Regions from separate parts of the Homo sapiens genome. Here region 2 is linked to region 1. Evidence: chromatin loops called from intact Hi-C (ENCODE). Cell type or tissue: mammary epithelial cell. All regions are shown on one strand.

What was found. Hi-C counts contacts between places; a loop is a spot of excess contacts. Peaks named below come from ENCODE experiments on the same cell type or tissue, not always from the same donor. Only the 100,000 strongest peaks of a DNase experiment are listed, where the experiment ranks them.
Region 2: it touches region 1 in a loop (5-fold over the local background); 4 of 110 quality-filtered maps call a loop at or near these places.

What each region holds. Positions count from the first base shown.
Region 1 is chr9:109,883,713-109,891,712 of GRCh38, reverse strand. The region is part of intron 3 of PALM2AKAP2 (PALM2 and AKAP2 fusion); the gene reads right to left. Among named protein-coding and RNA genes, the nearest start is that of PALM2AKAP2, 110 kb to the right of the region's middle. In mammary epithelial cell, a CTCF peak has its summit at 3,676 (motif pointing right); DNase peaks (open chromatin) are centred at 2,072 and 4,892; H3K27ac peaks cover 3,725 bases.
Region 2 is chr9:109,450,388-109,458,387 of GRCh38, reverse strand. PTPN3 (protein tyrosine phosphatase non-receptor type 3) reads left to right here. Exons shown (of 26, transcript NM_002829.4): 3 at 989-1,096; 4 at 1,173-1,215; 5 at 3,814-3,892. Among named protein-coding and RNA genes, the nearest start is that of PTPN3, 44 kb to the left of the region's middle. In mammary epithelial cell, no CTCF peak of the experiment used is centred here; DNase peaks (open chromatin) are centred at 4,757 and 5,397; H3K27ac peaks cover 1,882 bases.

The DNA of each region.
Region 1 (8,000 bases):
TCAAAGCCAGCCTGGCTAACATGGTGGAACCCCATCATTACGAAAAATACAAACATCAGCCTGGCATGGTGGCGGGTGCCTGTAATCCCAATTATTCAGGAGGCTGAGACAGGAGAGAATCGCTTGAATCCAGGAGATGGGAGGTTGCAGTGAGCTGAGATTCTGCCAATGCACTCCAGCCTGGCTACAGAGTGAGTGAGACTCTGTCTCACACACACACACACACAAAATGATGAGTGACATGTCAGTGTTCCCCTGCGACCTGTAAAAGTCTTCATCTCCATCTCCTCAGACCTTACCTGACATTACTTAATAATGGGGGAAAATGGCATAACCTTAATGACCAACAAGAAGGAGGCACGTGGAGACCAAGAAGCCAGCAGGGCCATGGTGCATGCTTGTACAGAATGTTGTTGCCCAAGATGCTAGCCAAGGGAACAAAGGGAGGTGAAGTCCAGCCAGTGGCTTTCTAAGTGCTGCCTACCCTGTGGAACTGCATTTTCTAATTGCACAAAGGAGCCATGTGGCCCAGCAATGGCCCTGAATGCTACCGGTCTTTAAAGATGCCTGATCCTTCCAGCTAGAATCTGGTCAAGCTGGCAGCCCCATGCTGTACAGCATGGTAATGCTTAAAAGCCTTCCTCCAGGCACCCTGGCCAGGGGGACATTCTTTGCTGGCTGAATGTCCCTGTAATTTCACAGGTACTCTCTGTGCACTGGGCGGTATTCAGATATTATTTAATTTTTTCCTTTGCCTTTCTGCATAGGAGGAACAAACACAAGACTCTAGGATCCCTGGAGTGGTTTATTCCATTAGAGATTCTGTTTCAAAGGAGATAAAAAGGCTTGGCAGAGATGTGGGAGATGCTTCTGCAGGAAGCACACTGGTATCTCCTCACTCTGCGTGTGGCCTCAGGTGAATCACATTTAGGCCTCCATTCTCTGATTCTTCACTTTGCAAGTTTAACTGAATATGTACTCCAAGTATGCTAAAAAGAGTTTCCCAAAACAAGGACAGGAACCAGGATGCAGGCAGACCTCTCCTGATGAAACTACCCAAACCTAAGTCATCTCTTAGTGTGTAACCCTTTCCTCTCACCTGGTCTGAATTTCCCACTGTTAAGGTTTATACCTTTGGATGAGAGATCCAAAAAAATTCTTGATGTCGGAAGTTGCTTTTAGGATAGTAGAAGGAAGATGAGTGTTTTTTCTACCATCCTTGCATGCATTGGCTAAGGAGCCAAAATCCCATAATCAGAGACAGTTTGTATATTTTATCACCCGTTCGCTGTCCTGGAGGGCTCCACGCCTAGACCTGAGGGAAAGAGAAGCTAGGAAGGCTGGAGGAAGCGGGCCTTGATGAGTATCAAGCAGCCTCGGGTCCCACAGTACTCTTCCCTGTGGCCTACACAGTGAAAAGGGGAAACACGAAGTGGGGATTGTGCTCAAGAGATCATCTTGGCTCCGGGCCCTTGTGATGGATGTACCAAATAAGACCTCCATGCTGGAGAATCGCTGGAAAGGACTGAGACACCATCTTGTCTGCTGCCTTCAAAATGCATAATTCATGAAAACTGTGGAAGAGTATGTCAACAGGAAGCTTGCTGTTTTCATTTCATCAAGAATGTAGAACGGTTGGAAATGACCACGTTACAAGCCAGAGGGGCTATGCAAGGTGACCTAAAATTGGAAAAAGACTATTATCAAAGCTTTTTGTAGAGAGAAAACTTGGGGTGTGGCAATCATAGGCCAAAAAGCCTGGAACTGGCTACCAAAAAAGTTGACTTTGCAGAATTCCTTCCATTGCAGCAATTGTTCTGAGGGCTGGGAAATGCATGTATTTCCCAAATATGGCTCTTACATGGCCTCAGTGTATGGAAGAAATTCAACTACTATTTTCATAGTTCTGGGCACTATAAACCCAATTTGCCAGACCAATAATGAGATGATTATAATGGATCCTACAAAACCTGAGCGAGGCACGATGACTCTGGTACATCTGGCAGGCCTCCTGCTATTGTTGCTAAGTAACACACATGAAATGTTGAAATGCTGCACTGCAATTTCAGAGTGTTTCCTCCCTTACCTGTGCCAGCTTGCAAAGCTGACCACAAACCCTAAGCATCTAGATTTTTTCAGTCAGTGAAGAGGGCTTTTTCTGTGTGGTCCTTGGAGGATAGGGCAGGGACCAGAGAGAGGGTAGGAGCTGCAGGGAACAAAACTTTCATCCCAAAGGAGGATCCTCTGTAATAATTAGAGTTGTTCCAGTATATACTTGGGTTTTATTTTGCAAGTAAATGAGTTTCCTGTCACTTTCAGGCTTTGGGGAGAGACTGTTTTTTCACTCCCACTCATTACGTTCATTGCAAATTCAAGAATCAGATAGGAGTTGATCCGCATAACATGTCAGTTATGCATACTCTAAGATTCCATGGTTTTATGAACTGTCATAAAATTATTGCCTTTGCAAAAGCAGCACAATACTGAATGCAAAAACCAAAAAAGCAACTATTTCTTTTTAACTCTGAACAGACTTTCATGGCTCAGTGCATAAGAGAAGCCTTTTATTTTCAAGTAACTGAAACACTTTGTCATTTTGCACTGAGAATCACTAATGTTATCTTCATAAATCTTTTTAGGGTTCTGTATTCTGGAACTACTCGGTGGTGAGATTCTCATCTTAGTATCAATACACATAATGCCAGGCTTTTGAGCAGTAGTTCTCAACTTGGAGAGATTTTGTCCCCCAAGGCAACATTCAGCAATGTCTGGAGACATGTTTTATTATCATGACTGGGAAAGGGCAATGGTGCCCCTGGAAGCCACTAGGTAGAGGCCAGGGATGCTACTAAACATCTTGCAATACTCAAGACAGCCACTCACAACAAATAACTATCCAGCCCTAAATGTCAATAGCACAGCTGTTAAGAAACTCTGCTGTAGGGGGATGGAAGAAACAACAATAAGAACAGCACTATTCTTTTTTTTTTTTTTTTTTTTTGGAGGCAAAATTTTGCTCTTGATGCCCAGGCTGGAGTGCAATGGTGCGATCTCGGCTCACTGCAACCTCCGCCTCCTGGGTTCAAGTGATTTTCCTGCCTCAGCCTCCTGAGTAGCTGGGATTACAAGCGCCTGCAACCACGCCTGGCTAATTTTTTGTATTTTTAGTAGAGAAGAGGTTTCACCATGTTGGCCAGGCTGGTCTCGGACTCCTGACCTCAGGTGATCCATCTGTCTCAGCCTCCCAAAGTGCTGGGATTACAGGCATGAGCCACAGTGCCCAGCCAACAGCACTATTCTTACTGACAACCTGCTGTTCTTGGCACTTCACAAACACACCTGACCTCTACACATTACAACAGCACTGCAAGGTGGGTATAGTTTTCCCCAATGTACAGGCGAGGACACTTAAGTCCAGAGAGTTTACATGGCTTGTCCAAGATCAAACAACTTGTAAATACAGAACTAGGACTCCAGCCAAGTTTGGTCAAGCTCTGAGGTCCGGCTTTCTAGTGAGTTTGCTATGCTGGAGCCCTTTTCAGAAGCACACACTGTTTCCCGCAGAGGTTTAGACTGTACACAGGCTAGAAAGTGCAATCAGGAACAAAGGGCTTCCAAAAGAGACAGAAAGGAGCCAAGCCCAAAATGAAACCTGCACTTCATGAAAGAACCTGAAGGGGGCAGTCTCACCATCATGATGACCACCCACAATAGGCTGAAGACCGGCACCTCCAGAGTCATGGTGCGTCTGATGCACCGCCTTCTGAAGAAGCATGTGTGGAGGTTGAGGAGGGAGAATCACATTACCTGTCCCTCCTCCTACATCACGAGGTGCACGTTAGTGTAATTTCACTCAATATCAGAGGTCTCAAAAAAATTTAGCTTAAAATAACAACTTCTGTTGGGATTTTTGAGAACATGCTTTAGAATTAGGCAGAGTTGAGTTCAAATACTTGCTCTTTCACTTTTTTAAAATTATTTTTCATTCATCTTGTATGTCCTTCCATTGAATTTTTTTAGGGGGGGGCAGCAAGTTACTTCACCTCCTGTGCTTCTCTTCTCTCTTCATCATCATCATCATCATCACTACCTCATGGGAGTATTACAAGGCTTAAATTAGAAAATTAATGAATTAAATGGAGGCAGAAAAGCTAGGCCGCTACCCAGAAGGGAGTGACAAAACAGGAAATATTACACAATATAGAGACACTACTATATAGTTTACTGTATACATAGCATATATAGTTTTATTTTGGAAGGAAACAAAAGAATGGAAACAATAATTGGGCTGCAAATGTGGCTGAACGTGGGGTGGGGACCCCGGCTGGAAGTGCACAGATGTGGAATGCCACTGTGGAGTGTTCCCCTCCCTGCTCAAAAGAACAGTGAATCATGGAGTTAAAAATAGCAAATGTGAAGAACACAATGAATCTCAAGCAAGTGTCCTTTGTGATTTCAATGAATGTTTCAGTGGTTGCCTTTTCTAGAACAGTTGTAAGTAACTGTCATCTTCTTGGTTGCCAAACCCCACAACATAACATACAGATGCTTAATAAGATACATATGCTTATGCCTAATGTCTCTACGCCTTTGGCTTTGAGCCTCCTAACAATATGGAAAATTAAGTGAATTCTGGTATTTACCAGAGACCCACACAGGTACTCAGAGAATCACAGGTCCAATGTGGAAATGAAAAGTACACTTCTATCCTGATTTTTTAAAAGCTGCTTGGCTCTCTCTAGGTTAGCAGTTGAGACTTCAATATTTTATTCAATGAATATTTGATGTGACATATTTTAGAACAGACAGCTGTTCTGATGAATTAGTCATCTCTGTGATGAATCAGTTACTTATACCTAGCCTTTAGTTTTTTGAGAACTCAACCTCTTTCCTCCACTCTGACCCGTTTCCAAAACCACTTCCTTCTATAACAGTAACATTTCTCGGAACAGGTACACTGTTGAGAAAAGAGATCTCTAACCAACTCCTCAAATTAGAGAAACTCAGAATACCAGAGCTGGAAGATCCCGAGAGATGGCTCACTGAAGATATGAGGAAACTGAGACTGAAGAGAGCAAAAGACTTGCCCAAGGTCACACAGCAAATGATCAGCAGAGCTAGAATTAACATCCTGGCTTTGTGACAGCTCATCCCATTTTCATTTAATACTCCATGAAGTTTCTCATCTTCACTGGGGTTGGTCTGCCCCCAACTGATAAGGTTGGGAGATAAATTTTCCCCATATTTCTCACTAATCAAAGGAAGTTAAAAACCCTGTATTTCAAACACTTTAGTAAAACCCAGTGAAATGAAAGAGAATCTTAAGTGGGAAAGTGACAAGGTAAACAACAAGACTTGATGCTTGGGGCAGACATGAAGTAAACAGGGCTAGTGTGGCTCGAACTACCTACAATCTCCGAAAGTATCAACCCGAGGTCCACATGTGGCCTCCAGGGACCCACCACACACAATAATGGCACGGACAATGGCTGGCAATGGGCCCAAGCCAGAAACAATCTCTTGGGCTTTCTCAATACGTCACTCCAAAAAGAAGCAAAGCATACAGAAGATGTGGACATTCAAAAAATTCAAAAAAGGAAACGTCTACAGATTTTGCTTTCAACAATTCCAATCTTATTTAGCCTATTTTAATTCTGGTTTCCAGGGAGCCAAAAATATAATCCTGACATTACCCAGGGAAAAGCTGTGCAAAAGAATGACAATCTATTTCTCCACTGTGGCAGCCGGGTTTTCCTCTTCCTTTGCAGCTGCTTTGGTGTCACCCCTTCAAGACCACATTACTTTGAATTTTAGCAAGAAATCTTGGAAGAATGGTAGAATTTTCTGGCCTTTGGTAAAGCACACAGTTTTCCTGACCTGGATCATCTTTAGCCTGGTAAACCAAGGCTGTTTCTAATCCACTTCAAATGAAAGCTTAGCTCTACTGTGGGGCCTATGGAGGAGAGACTTCAGCTCTAAGCCAGAGCTACTCTCACCTACAGGAATCCCCAAAGCAGGTTTCACATATCCTTGGGTCAAAGTAGGAAGGCTCAGAAACAGTCTGAATCAAGGGTTGGGTTGTCCTTTATCCTTGTGTGTGAAGCCAGTTTTCTTATAAACATGATTTACTTCCCACTCTCCTTGGGGGGTTTCTAGGTATTAAAATGGGATTTCATTTATGGTCTATCCTTTTTTCCATTTACTGCAATCATTCTTGAACCTGACCATACAACAGAATTATCTGGAACACCCTTTTAAAAAACAGATTACAGGACTCCTTACTTGGATCACTAAATCCAAATTTCCTAGAATGAGGCCTGGTAATTCTTATTTTTAAAAACCTTCCCAAGTGATTCTAATGCCCAGGGTTTAATATTCTAGTTACATTTTTCCATCCTTCCTTCCTCCATTCCTTCCTTCTTCGTGGGCTGCCCTCAAAAGCTAAGCACCACATATAATAATTCTGGCAGAGGAACAACATTCGCCCTTCCAAACCACCACCAATTTATAAATAACATTTTGGAAAAAAACATGTCTGTAAACCTGGAACTTCTTGTACAGTTACTGGCACTGTAAAGAATCACAGAATAAGAATTAAAAGGTGATTATGTTCTTTCTTCTAGGAGGTATCTAGGGAAATAGACATCTAAGTAGAAATTTGCATGCTTTATTTGAAGTCTTTGCCATATTCAAAATGGCCTGCACATAAAGAATTAAGACATGGCCTAGATCCTACATACACTTGAAGTTCTGAGTTATGATACCATTATCCTTTTGTTATCTAAACTAAATGGCCCAATTTCCCTTAGTCTTTCTTTGTAGAAATGTTCCTTGTTCTTTGGTTACTATTCTCTATTCCTCCTTCAGTGTCTTCAAGCTATTCTTAGTTCAACAACAAGGACGAAAATACCTTCAGGGCACAACTGTACTAATATACTTTATAGTTTGCAACCAGTTTATGTATCTCTTTAGGAGAATCTAATTGATTGCTGGGGGTGACTTAGACTAGGGGGCCCAAATCTAAAGATCTACAGATTAATGTTTTGCCTTGAGTAATGAAGATTTCCCTTAAAATGCCTTTATTTAATGGTTCTGCATCTGATCTTATAGTTTTCAAGATTCCTATTATATAAAGATCAGATCGCAAATTTGATCTTGAAGTCACTCATATTCTCTCTTACTCTCTTCTTCCTTTCTCTCTGCATTCTTGCATTGTTTTAGTTAGTCCTCTTTATTTTTATTTTTATTCTTTGAAATGTAGTCTCACTCTGTTGCCAGGCTGGAGTGCAGTGGCATGATCTCAGCTCACTGCAACCTCCGCTTCCCGGGTTCAAGCGATTCTCGTGCCTCAACCTCCCAAGTAGCTGGGATTGCAGGCGACCATCACCACACTCATCTAATTTTTGTATTTTTAGTAGAGATGGGGTTTTGCCATGTTGAGCAGGCTGGTCTTGAACTCCTGACCTCGGGTGATCCACCTGCCTCGGTCTCCCTAAGTGCTGGGATTACAGGCATGAGCCACTGTGCCCAGCCAGTCCTCTTTCTTTTTAAATGTCTTTTCTGTAGTTTCCCTAATGCCGGTCCATTTTCCTGAATGCTTGCAGTTTTCAATTCAACAATCATGCTCCTGGAAAACTGAATTATTCATCCCCATTCTTCACCCTTCCCTGATCTGTGTTCCTTCCACTAAAAGTTGGCTGGCTGTCTCTTCCCTTGGTTTTGGGCTTGCTCATTGACTTGGTTTGGCAGATGGCTTGTGGGCAGTCTGAGCCTAGGCCTTGTTTCTGCTCAGCCCTCTTGTACCTCTCCCATTGCCAGAAAGAGACAGCATCATGGTTAGCCTGTTAGTGCAGGGTAAACAAGAGTGGACTCAGGCAACACGCAGATTAGAGTCACGTAGGTGAGCTCAGCCCTATCAGCAGAGCCATGCCAGCCAATCCACAGGGACTTTGTAACACCGTAGGGTGCTCATGTTTGCAATGAGCCTTTAGAACTATTCA
Region 2 (8,000 bases), 430 kb after region 1:
GAATTTGCAGTTTTCCAAACACTCCATGCTGTTTGCCATCCCTGGGCCTTTGTGCCGGGCCATCTGATCCAAAGGCCTGTTTTTAGCTCGTGTGCCTGGAGGGGAGGGGTGATGCTTGGCCCTGTCCTCCTCCCAAACCCAGATCAGGGGGTTGCTTCCTCTACGGCCCCAGTCGAGATGACCATTTGTGTGGTCCCGTTGGGTGTCCACTGTGCCTCGACTGTTTCACAGCCCTCGACGGCCTTTGACACTCTGTTACAGCCACTGCCTCCATGGCTGGGGCAGGAAAAGGGAGCTTCTTATGGCCGTGTCCCCATTCCCACACCGTGCCTGCCCCATAAACATGGAGCGGGGAAGGCAATGGAGTCCTGATCTGAAGAGGCGTGTGGTTGAACGTGCCCCTCAGCTTCTCACTTCAGATGATGGGAAGGGGAAGCAGGGAGGCAGATAATCCCACAGGGTGGCACAGGCCACATCACTCTGAGGGTATTTTGAATGGCAGTTGAGTATTTTTAGCTGTCTTCCTTTAGGCTGTTAGGTGAGAGCTTTCCTTTCCTGGACATGCACTTCGGTGGCTTCTCCAGGAGTAGGAGCCACAGGTGTGTCCTGAGGAGCCAACAGAAACCACCCTGGGGTTAGCATTTCATTGTGGATAATCCACTGGAGGCCACAGGGAGTTCACTGTGATTATGAGAGCTGAGTTTTCCGATTTAGACATTATCACTTGGGAATTGCAGCTAAGGGGGAAGGAAGAAATCTTAGACAATTAAATTAAACTCGTATTGTCTTGTGTTGATGTCATTTTTCTTAGCCCTACTTCCCATATGTGCTGTGTGGCTTCTTAAAATTTATTAAAGCTTTTCTTGTGGTGGGAAGTGTGTGTGCATAGCATTTCTGAATATTTTAACTCTTTTTTGCCTACAGTAAAGATGTTTTTACCACCAATTAATTTAAGACTTTTCCCACTTGATAATTTCCTTTGTTCTAGAAACAAGACACTGGCCAGGTTCTTCTGGATATGGTGCACAACCACCTGGGTGTGACTGAAAAGGAATATTTTGGTTTACAGCATGATGACGACTCCGTGGACTCTCCTGTAAGTGCCATTTTTAAAAAATGTGCTGAACTCCTTCACGGTTTGCTTTTATATTTTATGTTTTCTTGTCCAACAGAGATGGCTGGAAGCAAGCAAAGCCATCAGGAAGCAGTTAAAAGGTTGGTGTGATCTTTTCATTTCAGTCGAACATTAGGTGTTAGTGTATCACAGCCTGTTTCTCCCCTCCAATCGTCAGTGCCTGTGACATCTGGTACCTGTAGTTCCGGGTGTCCAGGAGTCATGAGTGAGCCGACTTCTCCCTGTCTGACTTCTGAGTCAGCAGAGATGCTTCCAGATCAGCCCTCTAGGATCCGCCCCAGCTGTGGGAAAGAAGGGGAAGGGTGAGAGTAGGCAGCTCAGAGCGAGGGAACCCACATTTCTGTATTCAAGGAAGGAAAAGGAAGGAGGATGGCCTTACTTAGCCCGATGTGAGAGCCAGGGTGGACAAGAGAGACAGGGAGATAGACAAACACAAACACCTCATACTTTCCAACAGCATAGTCGCGTTCACGGAAAACCGAACCATAAGTAGGTAATGTCACCAATATAAAAGATTAAGTCTTCCAAACTACCGCTTATCTCTCAGGAGTGAATCCCAGTGCTGCAGCTAACTCCCAGTTCGGTGGCCAGTCAGGCCACACCATAGTCCACCCTCTGCCCTGATCTGCTCTCGGCCTGATGTTCCAACATTGCCAGCATTGTTCCCCTTTATGCCACTCATGCCCCAGACCAACCTGGCTGATCTGCAGGGCCTCCCAGTGCCTCCCCTCAGTCTGTTCCATCTGCTGGGAATGCTTTTCCCTCCCACTTCCCTCTGTCGAAATCCTGCCTTTTTTCAAGGCTGCTCAGATCTCATTTCCTCTCCTAGAAACTGTGGGTGGCTCCCTCGACATTCTCTTAGATTTACCATCACCCGTGTTGGGGTTCTGAATGCTCTTGTCCTCATCTGTGTTAGTTGCCTTTAGTTCCCTCTCAGAACTGCAAGTTCCTTGAGGTTAGGACCCTTGTTATATTTCTCTCTGCATCCCCAAGGTGCCCAACACACACAAAAAGTGGCCAGTGCATGGCGGAGTGGAGAAGGGCAAGTGGATTTGCGCACGCAGGTGCGCATACACAGGATGCCCCCCAACACACACACGCACACCTGCCTCAGCACCCAGGCAGGAAGAAGTAGACACAGTGGCCTTCGCTCCCGTCTCACTGCTGCCCCCACAGGGAGCCCGATTCTCAAAGTTCTTCCCTCCCATGAGCTGCATCCTCTGCGTTCAGAAGTACCTGTGGGAGCCTCAGGGCCACTTGCAGACAAATACCTGCCTCATCCAAGTCCCCAGGAATGAGTCCACACAAGGCATGAATAGGTGTTGTCATTCATTCTCTCATTAACTCCTGCTTTCGGTGAACGTATCCTGAGCTCAGACTGTGGCAAGGTGCTGGGCTAAGCCCTGGGAATCCAGTCCAGATCAAATTTGGACTCTCCCCTCAAGGAGCCCACAGCCAAGTGTGCAGACAGCCCAGAGGGTTCGACATTCTATGATAATAGTAAGCACACGATAGGGGACAGCCAGAAAGAAAAAGAGGCTATGCCTGCAGCGCAGAGATGAAAAGTTTTAGAAGAGGGGGAGGGGAGGTGAACAAGCATCCCAAGGCAGCAGGAGGACATTGTTCTCCCCTGATGTGCAGATTGTCATAGCGCCATCCGCTGGTACCTAGACATGTGGACAGGTGTACTCAGGGGCACACCCCCGTTAGGGATTCTTTGAACACACGCTGCAGATGAAGAAAGAAAGCACTAAAGAGCAGGGAGGGTAGAGCTCAGGATGATCTCAGGTAGAGGAGGAGATCTAGCAGGCTAGTGAGAAGGACTTGAGTTGCAGAGAGCAAGAAAGTGCTCAGTGCCTAGATAGGGCTGGCGAATATTTACTGAGGGATGATGGTGAAATTGACATGAAGATCTTGGGATCTTAGCAGCACAATCTGATCTTCTCCTGTTGCCGTCTCTGTGAGAAGAAATGGACTAATTTTATCCACACAAGCAAATTGACTCTAGATGTTGATGCATAAAGCCGTATTTGAATATGTTCATTGTGTGATTTACTAGTATACTAACTTAATATACTTTACATTAAAAGCATGAGATATTTTCTAGTTTAAAAATGATTTTGAAATGTGGTATAGCAGAATCAAAGATCTCATTACTCTAATTCTGGTTTTGTCACCAGCTGTGTGACCTAAGGCAAGTCACCTCTAATTGGCTTATCTGTAAAATGGGGCTACCAGTAGCAGCGTAGCCCACTCATAGTCATGGTGGTGTTGAAATGCAGGAATGTACATGAAAATGCTTGAAACTTATAAATGGCTACACAAACGCAGGCTATTATTTCTTTGTATATTTTGCATAATAATGCCGATTTAAGGATTTTTTAAATTCCTAATACAGATGACGGAGTGCAATGTTTAAACACAGCCCTAAGATAAACGTGTGCTAGGAAGTAGATGATAACTCAGTCTGTGCTGATGTTGCATAAATGTTTTACTTTTTGAAGACTTGGAGATTTCTGAAACAACTAACTTATGTACTCCATGTTTGAAATTAGCCCTTTTATAATGGAAAAAGCTATGGTTGAGTGAAAAAATGCATCACTTATGGAAGAGAAGCAACTTACATACATTGACTTTGTCAAAGGGAAAATTTAATTTGTTTTTGAAAAATGTTGTAGGAGGTTTCCCCTGTACCCTGCATTTTCGAGTAAGATTTTTTATACCTGATCCCAACACACTGCAGCAAGAACAAACCAGGTAACAACATTTTTTTAAAGTTTTCTGTTTAGTGTATAAAAATGAGTAACCACTAAAAATGTACTCTTCATTTTATTACTATGGCCAAATAACTTCATTTGGGTGTAACTACACCAACAATGATGATCCAAGTAAAAATCTGGGGTGCACATACTGACATTTTAATCACCTAATGAGTTTTCAGTCTTGGGCCTGCTTCTCTTATCTCCTGATTTGCTGCCATTCCCAGCATACTCCCATCTGCCACCTCCTACCTCTCCCACCTCCTTCCACCTCCCTGGCCTCTCCTGCCTGCTGAACACACTGTGCTCAAAGGACAAAAAGTCATTTTCTACCAATGTAGGCAGGATGTAGAAGACAAATTTGTAAAATAGTCATCCACAGGTCAAATAGCATGATGTCTCTGAAGAGCTAAAATCAAGGCTCTTGAAGATAACAAGACATCTCTTGTTATAAGAATTTTCTTTCTTTTTTTTTGTTTTGAGACGGAGTCTCTCTCTTCACCCTGGCTGGAGCGCAGAGGTGCGAGCTTGGCTCACTGCAACCTCCGCCTCCCAGGTTCAAGCGATCCTCCCACCTCAGCCTCCCGAGTAGCTAGGATTACAGGCAGGTACCACCATGCCTGGCTAATTTTTTTTTTTTTTTTTTTTAACGGAGATGGGGTTTCCATGTCGTCCAGGCTGGTCTCAAACTCCTGACCTCAAGTGATCTGCCTGCCTCAGCCTCCCAAGGTGCTGGGATTATAGGCATGAGTCACCAGGCCAGCTTTGTTATAAGAATTTTCTATCAGATCCCCAGTTTGCAAGAGTTAGAAAGGAGAGCAGGCTGGATTCAGCTTGTCTTCTCAGTGAATCAGCAAGTACAGGAAATATGTGAACCAGATAAGGGAAAGAGGGCTGTGATAGGAGTTGTTTACCCCTCAGGGCTTGGAGTCTCTCCCAACCCTGGGCTGGTACTGGGGTTTTTCTAGGTGTGAGGGACAGAGTAATTGGAATGGAGTAGGAGAGTGTAGCACAAGAAAGTTGTTGCTGTTTTAACACAGACTGCACAAACAAACTTTCCCTCCCCTGTGGCAACGTTAAGCCCTTTTATTATTGATCCATTTATTTTTCTTAGGGAGGGAAGCTATAGAAAAAAAGCAATAGATGCTTAGTATTGAATCCTGTTTTACATTCATCGTGGCCAAAAGACATAATCAAGGAGGCAGCATTAACTCAGACACAGAGTGTTGCCTTGTTAATTTTTTTTAGCAGTAATTACATCACATTTTAACTTGTAATATGTTGAAAGGCCAAATATTAATCTGTTACTGTATTTTGCCTTCTTTGTGCACCTCCTCCCTCTACTATAGCAGACACTGGGAATTTGACTGTATTTTTTATTACTTTTTAAGCCAATGTCCAAGGTGTCTGGTATGACACATCCGGTGACCACACAGAAGCATGCCCTGTCCTCTGAGTTTTCCCCATACCAGCTCTTTATGCTGGTAAACTGGGGATAGGATAGAAACACTCAGCCCAGCAGGTTACTTCATAAGCTGACGGACACAGAGCTGGTGATGAAATCTATAAGAATGTGTTTGAAATGACCCTACCAAGGTTTCCTCAGGCCAGTACTAAATAACACACTCTGGGCCAGGCATGGTGGCTCATACTTGTGAGCTTCCCAGCACTTCAGGAACCCAAGGCGGGAGGGTCACTTGAGGCCAGGAGTTTGAAACCAGCCTGGGCCACATAGCAAGACCCTGCCTCTACAAAAATAAAAATAAAAAAGTAGTCAGGTGTGGTGGTGCATGTGTCAGCATCTCAGGAGGCTAACTAGGAGGATCACTTGAGCCCAGAAGTTCAAGGCTGCAGTGAGCCATGATCAAGCCATGTACTCCAGCCTAAGTGATCGACTGAGACCCTGTTGCAGAAAAAAAAAAAAGGCTCTGTTGAAGGGATGTCTTAAAAACAACATAATATGTGTGTGTTTACATGTATATGTGTCTTTTATATATATTATATATAATGTGTGTGATTATGTATGTATGTACATGTGTACGTGTGTGTGGTTCTAACCAGTGGGTTTTTTAAAAATCACAACTCCAAAGTAAAAATATATTTTGTTTCAGAATACAGTACACATATATAAATTACTGAAGCAAACGTTTTATAAAACTATAGTAAGTACCAGGTACTCTGAAGTTTTCTATTCTGTTTTATTTCCTTTTTTTTTTTTTTTTTTTTTGAGACGGAGCTCGCTCTGTCACCCAGGCTGGAGTGCAGTGGCGCGCTCTCAGCTCACTGTAACCTCGGCCTCCCGGGTTCAAGCGATTCTCCTGCCTCAGCCTCCTGAGTAGCTAGGACTACAGGCGTGTGCCATCAAGCCCAGCTAATTTTTGTATCTTTAGGAGAGGTGGGGTTTCACCATGTTGGCCAGGATGGTCTCGATCTCTTGACCTTGTGATCTGCCCGCCTCGGCCTCCCAAAGTGCTGGGATTACAGGCATGAGCCTCTGTGCCCGGCCTTACTTCCTTTTTTTAAAAACTTGCCAACTGTGACGCATTAAATTGATTGTACAACCAACTGGGAGGTTCCAACCCCAAGTCTGGACGGCACTGCCTAAACTAGTGATTGTCACCTGCCTCCTGCCTTCCCATAACACTAGAGCCCCAGGTTTGTGGCATCCACTGGGCACATTAGAGCCCTCCAGTGGCCAAACTTGAGGGAGAGGTTTCCTACGGCCAGTGCAACCTAGGAGTTTGTCTCCAGGGCCCATCCTGGCCATTGGCCATCCACTTCCATACGCTGTGGAAGAGAAGCCCACTTCTCTGGGAGCTGACAAAATCTTCCTGCTGAGCCTTCCTGTCATTTGAGGGACATCTGTGGAAATGTAGGGCATTCATGATGGAGAGAAGCCTCGGGCACAAATGAAGGCTGCCTTCAGGTGTCCGAAGAGTAGTCATGGGAAAAGGGGAACTAGATGTGCAGGGTCGTAGAATTGTGGCCAGTGGGTGGAGGCTACAGGGAGGCAGATTTTAGCACAGAATGAGTAATAAACAGTGTGTGTCTGTCTCTTCTAAAATTCACTGGTTGACAACTGACACCCCACCCCCACCTTCCATCTTAAGAAGGGTGGTATCCCGTTGTGGAGTAGAATGTAACTATGACCTTCTGGGATTTGGGCACCAGATTTATCTTACTGCAACAGGAGCCATGGTGGGAGCCACCCCCATAACTCTTATAGAGCTGGTGGGCCACCAGGACTGCCAGATATATATATATATTTTTTGAAACAGGGTCTTGCTATGTTGCCCAGACTGGCCTCAAACTCCTGGACTCAAAGGATCCTCCCTCAGCCTCCTGAGTAGCTGGGATTATAGGCACATACCACCACGACTAGCTGCCAGATCATCTTATCTTGGACCAGGCTTCTACCATTAATTCACATGCTTTAAAAAAATTAAAAATTAAAAAAATGAAAAATAAAAAAACTTAAAAGATTTTACCTATATTCCTGGAACATAGTTATCTTACCCCAGCTTTGTAGTTCCTGTTTAAGGAAATTCCCTCTGAAGGAAATTTTAGCTCTCAAGAGTCAAAGAAGATGTATAGAGGTGGTATCTGTTAGTTTTTGTTTGTTTGTTAAGGATCTAGGCAGAGAGGTCATTACATTTTTCTGAAGTTGAGGTCACAGGTGGGGTACCCACAAGAGAGGTCATTACATTTCTGAAGTTAGGCATCCCAGGCATCTCTTCTAAAGAACTATCCTGTATTCTAATTGTTAAATAAATATCTTCTTCATTGTGAGCCTCCACAACTGCTGTTTCTGATAAATTTAGATCATTCTTTGCAGAATTTTATATACTGGCAATCTCAAAACTAGGCTCCTTCAAGATTCCTAGGAAGTCTCCCAAGCTCGGGTTGGGTTCCACTATTCTAGTTTCTTTGTGTATGATGCCATGGGGTTGACTCAGAAACTTTGCTCAATATATGACAAGGCAGCATTTGGTGAGTGGTGATCTCCACGTTTATCTTCTCATTTATATCCCTAGGAAGACATACTGATTAGCTGAGCTTGTCAATGAAAGCCCGGGTTCACCATTGGATTATCTATAACTCTCCTT